3 separate regions of the Mus musculus genome follow, and all the other regions are linked to region 3. A link is a loop called in an ENCODE intact Hi-C map of the cell type or tissue named here. Cell type or tissue: left cerebral cortex. All regions are shown on one strand.

Region 1 (2,500 bases), 430 kb after region 3:
CTACGTTCTGGGATTAGAGATGTGTGCCCCCATGTCCTGCTATGATGTCTGATTTAAGATGTTATGTTCTTGGGGCTGGAAAGACAGATCAGTGATAAAAAACAAAAAACAAAAACAAACAAAAAAAGAAAAAACACAAGTGCTTTCTAAAGACCTAAGTCTAGTTTCTAGCACCTATATCTTGAGGCTCCCTACAATCAAGTTCAGGGCATCTGACACCTTCTTATGGCATGTAAAGGAACTACAGAGAAGTGCTAATACTTACACAGACATGCACATACACATATAACTGTAGACTAAACTTTTTAAAGAAAAGAACGAGATAATCTTGATTCATTTATGGGTGTACAATATACCATCATCTTCATAAACAGAATAACCAGGCCGTGTATTGTGGAAACAGAAGACTTTGATGCCTCCCATTGTCAGCAAAGAGATCCTAGAGACTCTTCTGCATTCCCACACTCCACCCCTCCTAGTCTAGACTCTCTTGCCTTTGCTCACTCCTGAAAAGCCCTAGAAAAGGGCCTCATTCTGTTCAGAGAGGTGAGCAAAGGCCACCCCAGCCATGAGAGCCTGGAGCAGAAATATCTTGAGTTCAAGACCAGCCCTGATACAGCAAGCAACGGGGCTTCCTCCAAGAAGGAAAGCAGCATCTATGCTACTGTCACCCCTAGTCCTGGGCTGCAGAACTGCATCCGGGCCAGATGCCTGGATCAAAGGTCCTGACCCTTTCCGTTTCTGTTCGGAAGGACTGTGCTGCAAAACGCGCCTTGTCCCATCCCTCACACACTATAATTCCATTGAAAATTTTGGGTTTGTGTTTCCATCAAGTCCCCAATACCTTATAGACAAAATTATTTCTCTCCCTAGGGCTCATAAAAGTCATCAAAGAAACACAAGGCAAGAAGACATGAAAGCTTGGCTGGTCCTAGAGTTAGAAGACATTCTTTGTAATTTTCACAAATAACCATAATTCTTTAAGAGTTTTGAACCCTTTTCCCTACCGAATATGTCTAAAGTCCTAAACCTTAACAAACCTTTACAATTCCCTAGGACTGTATAAAGTGAAAGCTTATTAACGTATCAGAGAAGACCTGCATTCTACGTTAGCTTAGCGCCACCAAGTGGGCATCAGGGGAAAAGTCACTGTTGGGAGTGATTTTTTTGTTTTCGTTTTTTTAAAAAAAATCTTTACCTTGGCCCCCTATTAACTGCCTGGAAGCATATACTGAAAATGGAGTAAATTCAGAAAAATCTTGACTTTTAGTTTCACATTCCATATGGTAATAATAAAAGAAATTGGCTTACATTTTCTGCAAAATCTGATGAAGCAGATTGTCATTGTCAACAAATTCCATTAAAAATTGTTCTGTCTCCAACACTTGTCATAAAAACATGACTAGAAGTTTAGCAGGACCCAGGTTTCTGCTATCATGAATACTATGTATTTAAGTGCACCTTCGTTGGATATTTCTTGAGGTTATAAAATTATTATTTGTCCCAAAAGACTGACTGTCATGTTCCCTTTATGGATACACAAATGTATAATTATAAAGTACTGATAATGCCTGTGTTCTGAAATACAACATTCTCAGGACACGAAAAGTGACCCTCTTCTCTTTGCTCACAATGTAATGACATTAGGTTCTGGGAATCCTAAGTAAATAAGATGTTTTAGGTTATAGAAATGGGATCACAGAGCATGTCCCCTCTTGGTGCACCTTGAAAGACCGTGTGTGGTCTAAGCCTGTTTTTTCCTGGGCAACTAGAGAATCTTGAGGCTCATCTACATTGGATAATGTAGTTTTATGATATATTTATATCATATACATTTATCCCTGAAAAGGTATATAATATATGTATATATATTATAAATAGATAGATAGATAGATGATAGATAGATGGTAGATAGATAGATAGATAGATAGATAGATAGATGATTGATAGATAGATAGATAGATGATAGATAGATAGATAGATAGATGATTGATAGATAGATAGATAGATAGATAGATAGATAGATAGATAGATAGATACTCCCTATAAGGATCACTTATTTATTCTGTTACAGGTTGGTGTGTGGGTACTTCCAATGTGAGCAACTTTTGATAATGCTCTAAGAACCTCTTCTGACATGTGACATTATACTACTTAGCACAAACTTTTAAGTAGGTATAAAATGTAGAAAGCTGTCAAAGGACACATATTTTTAATTTTTCCAGCCTAGTGTTAGTAGTGTATAAATTCACATTTCCTAACAGAAATTTAAGAGCACCTGGGAGGCCATTTTCTGCCCAACATTTGTATTGCTTGGTTTCTTCTTCATTTCTTTTTGGTGGTATGCCATATTTATTTTGAAGTCTTTTTTTAAAATAAAATATGGAAATATTTTATTTAAAATTATTATATTAATTATTAATATGAATATTTATATTTTATAGATATAAAACGATTATATTTATTTGAGTAAAGTACTTTTGTGGCCTCTTATTTATTC
Region 2 (2,500 bases), 540 kb after region 3:
GTGCGGCCGCTCGGGACTGCTCGGGACAGTCGGCGGCCTGCGAGCCCTGGGCCTCCATGGCGTTCACCCGGAAGAGGCAGCGCGAGCAGCAGCTGCAGCTCTACTCCAAGGAGAGGTGCGCGGGGCGGGAGGCCGGGCCGGGCGGCAGCCGGGGACTCTCCTGCAGGCCGCGGCCGCCTCCGGGGCCGCAGAGCCGCGCGCGGGTGGGCCCGGCTGGCGGGGGCGCCTGGGGACGCGAAGGCAGGGCGGTCCCCGCGCCCGCCCGCCCGCCGTCCCACGCCGGCGTCTCCCCACCGACCCTCCGCGCCCTGCATGGGAGGCTGTTGGGGAAGCGCGTGCGGCGGGGCGGCCGCGGTCAGCCGCGGCCCAGGGAGGACGTGGGTAGAGCTCCGGCCTCCCTCAGATCCCGTCCCCGCACAGGAAAGCGCACTTCCGCCCCGTGGGTCCCTCCCAGGGCGGTTGGTTTTGTGACCCAGCTGTGGTTCCAGCGGGAACGCGGGCTACATTTTTGTTTGTTTGTTTTGAGATGCGGGTTTGTCTGTGGGAGCCGGGATCCGACGGTCACGTTGTTGCTGAGTGGATCCAGCGAAGCAGGCTATGCCAGGAAATGCAGGTGCAGCTTTTATTCTGGGTGCTCTGCGGAGGCTTCACCTGTAGCTATTGCTCAACCCGCCCTCTTCCCCAAGCCCCGCATCTCTCTCTAAGATGTAGTGGGCTGGCAGGGTGGTCCGCGCTGAAATTACCTTTCCACCTCCGGAATTTAAATGGAATTTCTTTGTCTGGCACCCGACGACTTGTTAAGACTTGTTGGTGCTCTGTGTTACATTGAAGAGCATTCAGATTAACATTTGAAATGTTTTAAACGCGTGGCCTGTCATGTTTCTAGGACTTAGTCATTTGTAACAATCCTGTGATAAACAGCGAAATCGGACAGGGGGTGTTTTGTCGTAGATTCTGACTTATTTTAATCGTCTTACGCTGCTCTGTAATGTTAGAGGAACTCGCTGCCCCGGTTATTTCCAGCAAATGCTGGTTTGTTTACATATTATGTACATATGTTCACAGTACTCCAAGGTAGGAGTGCTCCCAGCCCAAACATTTATCAGCTGCCAGCATCAACTCTTCCCTACACTCAGCACCAGCAGCTGATTTCTACTTCCTGATCACCCCAAATTTTTATTTTGAACGTAAACCAAGCAGATTCTTTATAAATCATAGAATCCATTTTTAAAAAGGGGAACTTTTAAAAGTTAACTTTGGAAAACCAACCTTACAGAGACCCAGATCTACCATTTCTGCCCACGCGTTTCTTGGCTTATCTTTTGGCAACATTGGCTTCAAATGGGCAACGTGTTTATAAAGGTGTCGGGTTTCAGCTATCTCAGGGTTTCGCTATCTCAGAGAACAGTTCTTTCCCAGAGCTTGAGGCTAGCTTCAGAGATAACCAGGGGCCTCTCTGCTGGGTGTACTCACAGAGGGTTTAGATTTCTACAGCTACCAAACACTGAACCCAGAGAAAGAGAAACTGAAGTTAGCTTGTGTCTCTGACTGCTGATTCAGCTGCAGTTAGAATACGGTACATTTTCCACATAAGTAGAAGCTCCTGCCTGGGAGATTCTGCCGCAGTGATGACAGAAGACTGGAGAAAAGTCGGTATATTCCAGATGTTTAGTGAGATAGAGATGAACAGCGCTGGTATTGTATATGGCATTTAAGAGGGCCGGAGAAAGAAACCGGCTGGAATTGTTAGGTACGATATGAGACTCGGTTAAATATTAATTCTAGATAATTTTTTAGCAAATGTCACATGTAGATTTGGGGACATATTTATACTAAAACCACAGTACAGACTAAATATATTGTTTATCTAAAATTCCACTTCCATCTGGACATCCTGTACTGTTATTTGCTAAACAATACAACCTTGCACTCTGACTTAGATTTCAAATAACCGTGCACTGGTGCTGTTTGATGACGTTTATGGGGGCGGGAAGCTTAAGTTTTAGGACTAGAAAGGAAATAGTTCAATAAAATATTCTTGTATCCCTACAATTATGTCAGGAGACATATTGACTTTACTGGTTATTTCAAAAGGCCACGATTAGATGCCAATGAAGGCAAATGAAAAGTCAAGAGACAATTCCAATATATTCTCTGAAATACTTGGGCATGGCAGAAATGCTCTGTGGGTAAGCAAATGAGGATGCTCTACAAACTACCACTGAAGATATCTCCACTTAGGAATATTTCTGTTTAAGTTTTGTTGTCCCAACTCTTCTCATCTTAGGTGATGTAGAGGTTTAGATGGCTGAGATGCCCCGAGCCTTCAGAGAGAGAGAGAGGAGAGAGGAGAGAGGAGAGAGAGAAGAGGAGAGAGAGAGAGGGGAGAGAGAGAGAGAAAAGAGGAGAGATGTATTCTGTTGGTTTGTAAGCCGTTGTTTTAGCTCAAGCATTATTGATTATGAAGTTTCTGTTATGCCTGTATGTCACAGTCATTTCA
Region 3 (2,500 bases):
ACTTTATACAGTATAATTTGTTGATGACAGAAACTTGAGATTACGTGTTTATTTAAAGCTACAGACTTTTTATAGCCCCACCCACTTTAACATCTACAAATGAATTTTAAAATCGGTGCTATGAAGCCCTGAACCTATGTACTTGTTATTGTAAAGACCTTTAATAGAGGAAAGATCACCCTTTCACTTATTTTGTGACTCAGAGGGTTTGAATGCAGAGTGAAAATCCTTCCTCATTTCTAAAGCCAACATCCATCACATTACTCTTAAGGTAAGAAGCTGTGTTCTTCCTACCCATAAAAGGAAGACCTGAGGACAACAGTTTAAGAGAAAGAGGCTACCATGGATGGAAACCAAAGTCAAGGAAAAGTTTCCAAAGGCCTTTGCATAGAGGAGAGAACCCCAGGATGCTAATTTACTATCCTTACAGGGCATCTGTTGCTTCCTCAGATCTTTGCATTTGACTGGTGCTCCTATTATAAGGGAAGAGAAACCTGGAAAAGGCTGCAGAGAGCTAGAGAGTAGCTGGCTATTACCCACCATGTACTAAAAACGGTTTGGGGTGGGGGATGGGAGGTAACAAGACTGTTTCCATATATTCTTTGACGCCAGAAACAGATACCTGTGGACATGAATTTTCCACTTTTTTACAGGGTCTTAGGCCCCTAAGGTGTGAAGCAATCAGGAATTCACCCTTGAAAGGTAAACATTGCCCACCCCTATATTAACTTCTCTCTAAAGTCTTTCTCAGGGAGAACGTAAGATGTCCGCTGGACAGTCATCAGGGTCCCAAAACTCTCCCAGATGCCAGGGGACACAATATTGCAAGTTTTTGGGGTTGACGAAGTAAAGCAAAATATGGATGATATCTTTATCCTACCAACAAAGAGAGCCCAGGGAAGCAGACAGCTGATTCGTGAAGGTTGGGGTGGGCAGTGGAGCTCCAAGAGTGCTACTGGGAATCCAACAGTGAAAGTATAATTCCAAGAGGCAAGTAACTAGCCCAGATGTGTTCCCTGTAGCGCATGGTGTGCTGATAACTGTTTCCTTATTTACCCTTCTAAGCACCCCTGGAGTCTTTTTTGCTAGTCCCGCAAGGGCAGGCTCAGCCTCTGCAAACCCTCCCACTGAGAACCAAAGCCGAATGCCGAGGCTCTCTGAGCACTAACTCCAGGAGCACCGCTCCTCGCACAGAGATCAACTGGGGTCCCTTGGTCAGCTGCACACTAGAATGGGGCAGAGGTTGCGCTCCCTGCAGGCTCCCGAGCAGCGCCACAAGACAGCCTCTCCTCTACCTCCCGCGCGGGGCAGAGGTTGGCAGTGCAGCTAGCGGGCAGGAGTAAGTGGTGGGGGGCTCAAAGAATGGGGTGGGGCGGGGGTGGGGCTGCGGGTGCTGGGCGGGGGTGCGCCACAGCGCCCCCTTGCTGTGCGAGCCCCACGGTGCCCCAGTCAGCCTTTGCTCAGTCTCTCCAGCCCCTTTGTGTGATTGTATCCACCTCCATGGCACCCACCCGGGGGTGCTGACTGGGGCACTGACGCTGCCCGGGGTCCCGCCACTACTGATCGAGCCGCATTCCCTTCTTCTGCGTTTGTCCCTCGCCTGGTTCTCGGTCCCCAACTGTACCCTCTGGGCCGCGTCCAGCCTCTGTCGGCACCCCGCCGGTCCGGGGCACTAGTGTCCTCCGATCTTGATCTCCCCTGCAACACCACACACACTCCATCACTCCCCCATCCCAGGCCTCTAACGTGGAGAAAAACTAAAAGCAAAGCAAGGCAGAGTCTCCAATAAAACGCCCAGTACCCCGAGCCCGAGCGCGAGTGCCGGGCGGCGAAGGGCGCGGGAGGCGGGGATGGGGCGGCGGGCGGGGGGGACAATGAGCGCGTGAAGTTACCTGCCCGGCGGCGGCGGGCCGACAGCGCCGGGGCCGAGCGGACCAGGCAGGCTGCGCGCTCGGTGTGGACGGGTGCGCGCCACGGCTTGGGGGGGAGAGTTGAGCGCTTTTCCACCCTCTGTTTTTTTTTTCCTCTCTCTCTCTTTTCTCTCTCTCTTTTCTTCCTCTTCTTAAACAAACCACAAACGGATGTGAGGGAAGGAAGGTGTTTCTTTTACTCCTGAGCCCAGACGCCTCTCTGTTCCGTCTGAGCTTTTTTTTTTTTTTCTGAGCACTTTTTTTTTTTTTTTTTTTTTCAAAAAGGAAAAGAAAAGGAGTTGCTTGATGTGAGAGTGAAATGGACGTAAGATTTTATCCTCCTCCAGCCCAGCCCGCTGCTGCGCCCGCCGCTCCTTGTCTGGGACCTTCTCCCTGCCTGGACCCCTACTATTGCAACAAGGTGAACACTCTGCTTTTGTCTGCACCGATTCTGGCGGCTCGATCCCGGGAGGGGGGCAGCGGTGGCTGGACCGCGATGGGGCCCGCTGGGCGGACTGGGCCGGCTCGCAGAGGCCCGTCCCGGGCGCGCTCGGTCGCAGCCCGCGGCGGCGCTGCGTGCGCTCGGGTAG

Evidence for each region. A loop is a pair of places that touch in the nucleus more often than their neighbours do. Peaks named below come from ENCODE experiments on the same cell type or tissue, not always from the same donor. Only the 100,000 strongest peaks of a DNase experiment are listed, where the experiment ranks them.
Region 1: a loop joins it to region 3, with 7 times the contacts of the local background. A loop is called at or near these places in 3 of 42 quality-filtered maps.
Region 2: it touches region 3 in a loop (2.6-fold over the local background); 3 of 42 quality-filtered maps call a loop at or near these places.

Annotation. Positions count from the first base shown.
Region 1 is chr4:6,560,378-6,562,877 of GRCm38, reverse strand. No RefSeq gene overlaps it. Among named protein-coding and RNA genes, the nearest start is that of Gm22473, 73 kb to the left of the region's middle. In left cerebral cortex, a CTCF peak has its summit at 1,137 (motif pointing left); DNase peaks (open chromatin) are centred at 618 and 1,102; H3K4me3 peaks cover 243 bases.
Region 2 is chr4:6,451,600-6,454,099 of GRCm38, reverse strand. Nsmaf (neutral sphingomyelinase (N-SMase) activation associated factor) reads left to right here. Exons shown (of 31, transcript NM_010945.2): 1 at 1-115. The coding sequence starts at 57. Among named protein-coding and RNA genes, the nearest start is that of Nsmaf, 1.4 kb to the left of the region's middle. In left cerebral cortex, no CTCF peak of the experiment used is centred here; DNase peaks (open chromatin) are centred at 959, 973, 979, 1,470 and 2 more places; H3K4me3 peaks cover 2,126 bases; H3K27ac peaks cover 1,960 bases.
Region 3 is chr4:6,990,221-6,992,720 of GRCm38, reverse strand. Tox (thymocyte selection-associated high mobility group box) reads left to right here and starts at 1,885. Exons shown (of 9, transcript NM_145711.5): 1 at 1,885-2,331. The coding sequence starts at 2,230. In left cerebral cortex, CTCF peaks have their summits at 1,231 and 1,438; DNase peaks (open chromatin) are centred at 1,255, 1,523 and 2,442; H3K4me3 peaks cover 1,624 bases; H3K27ac peaks cover 1,472 bases.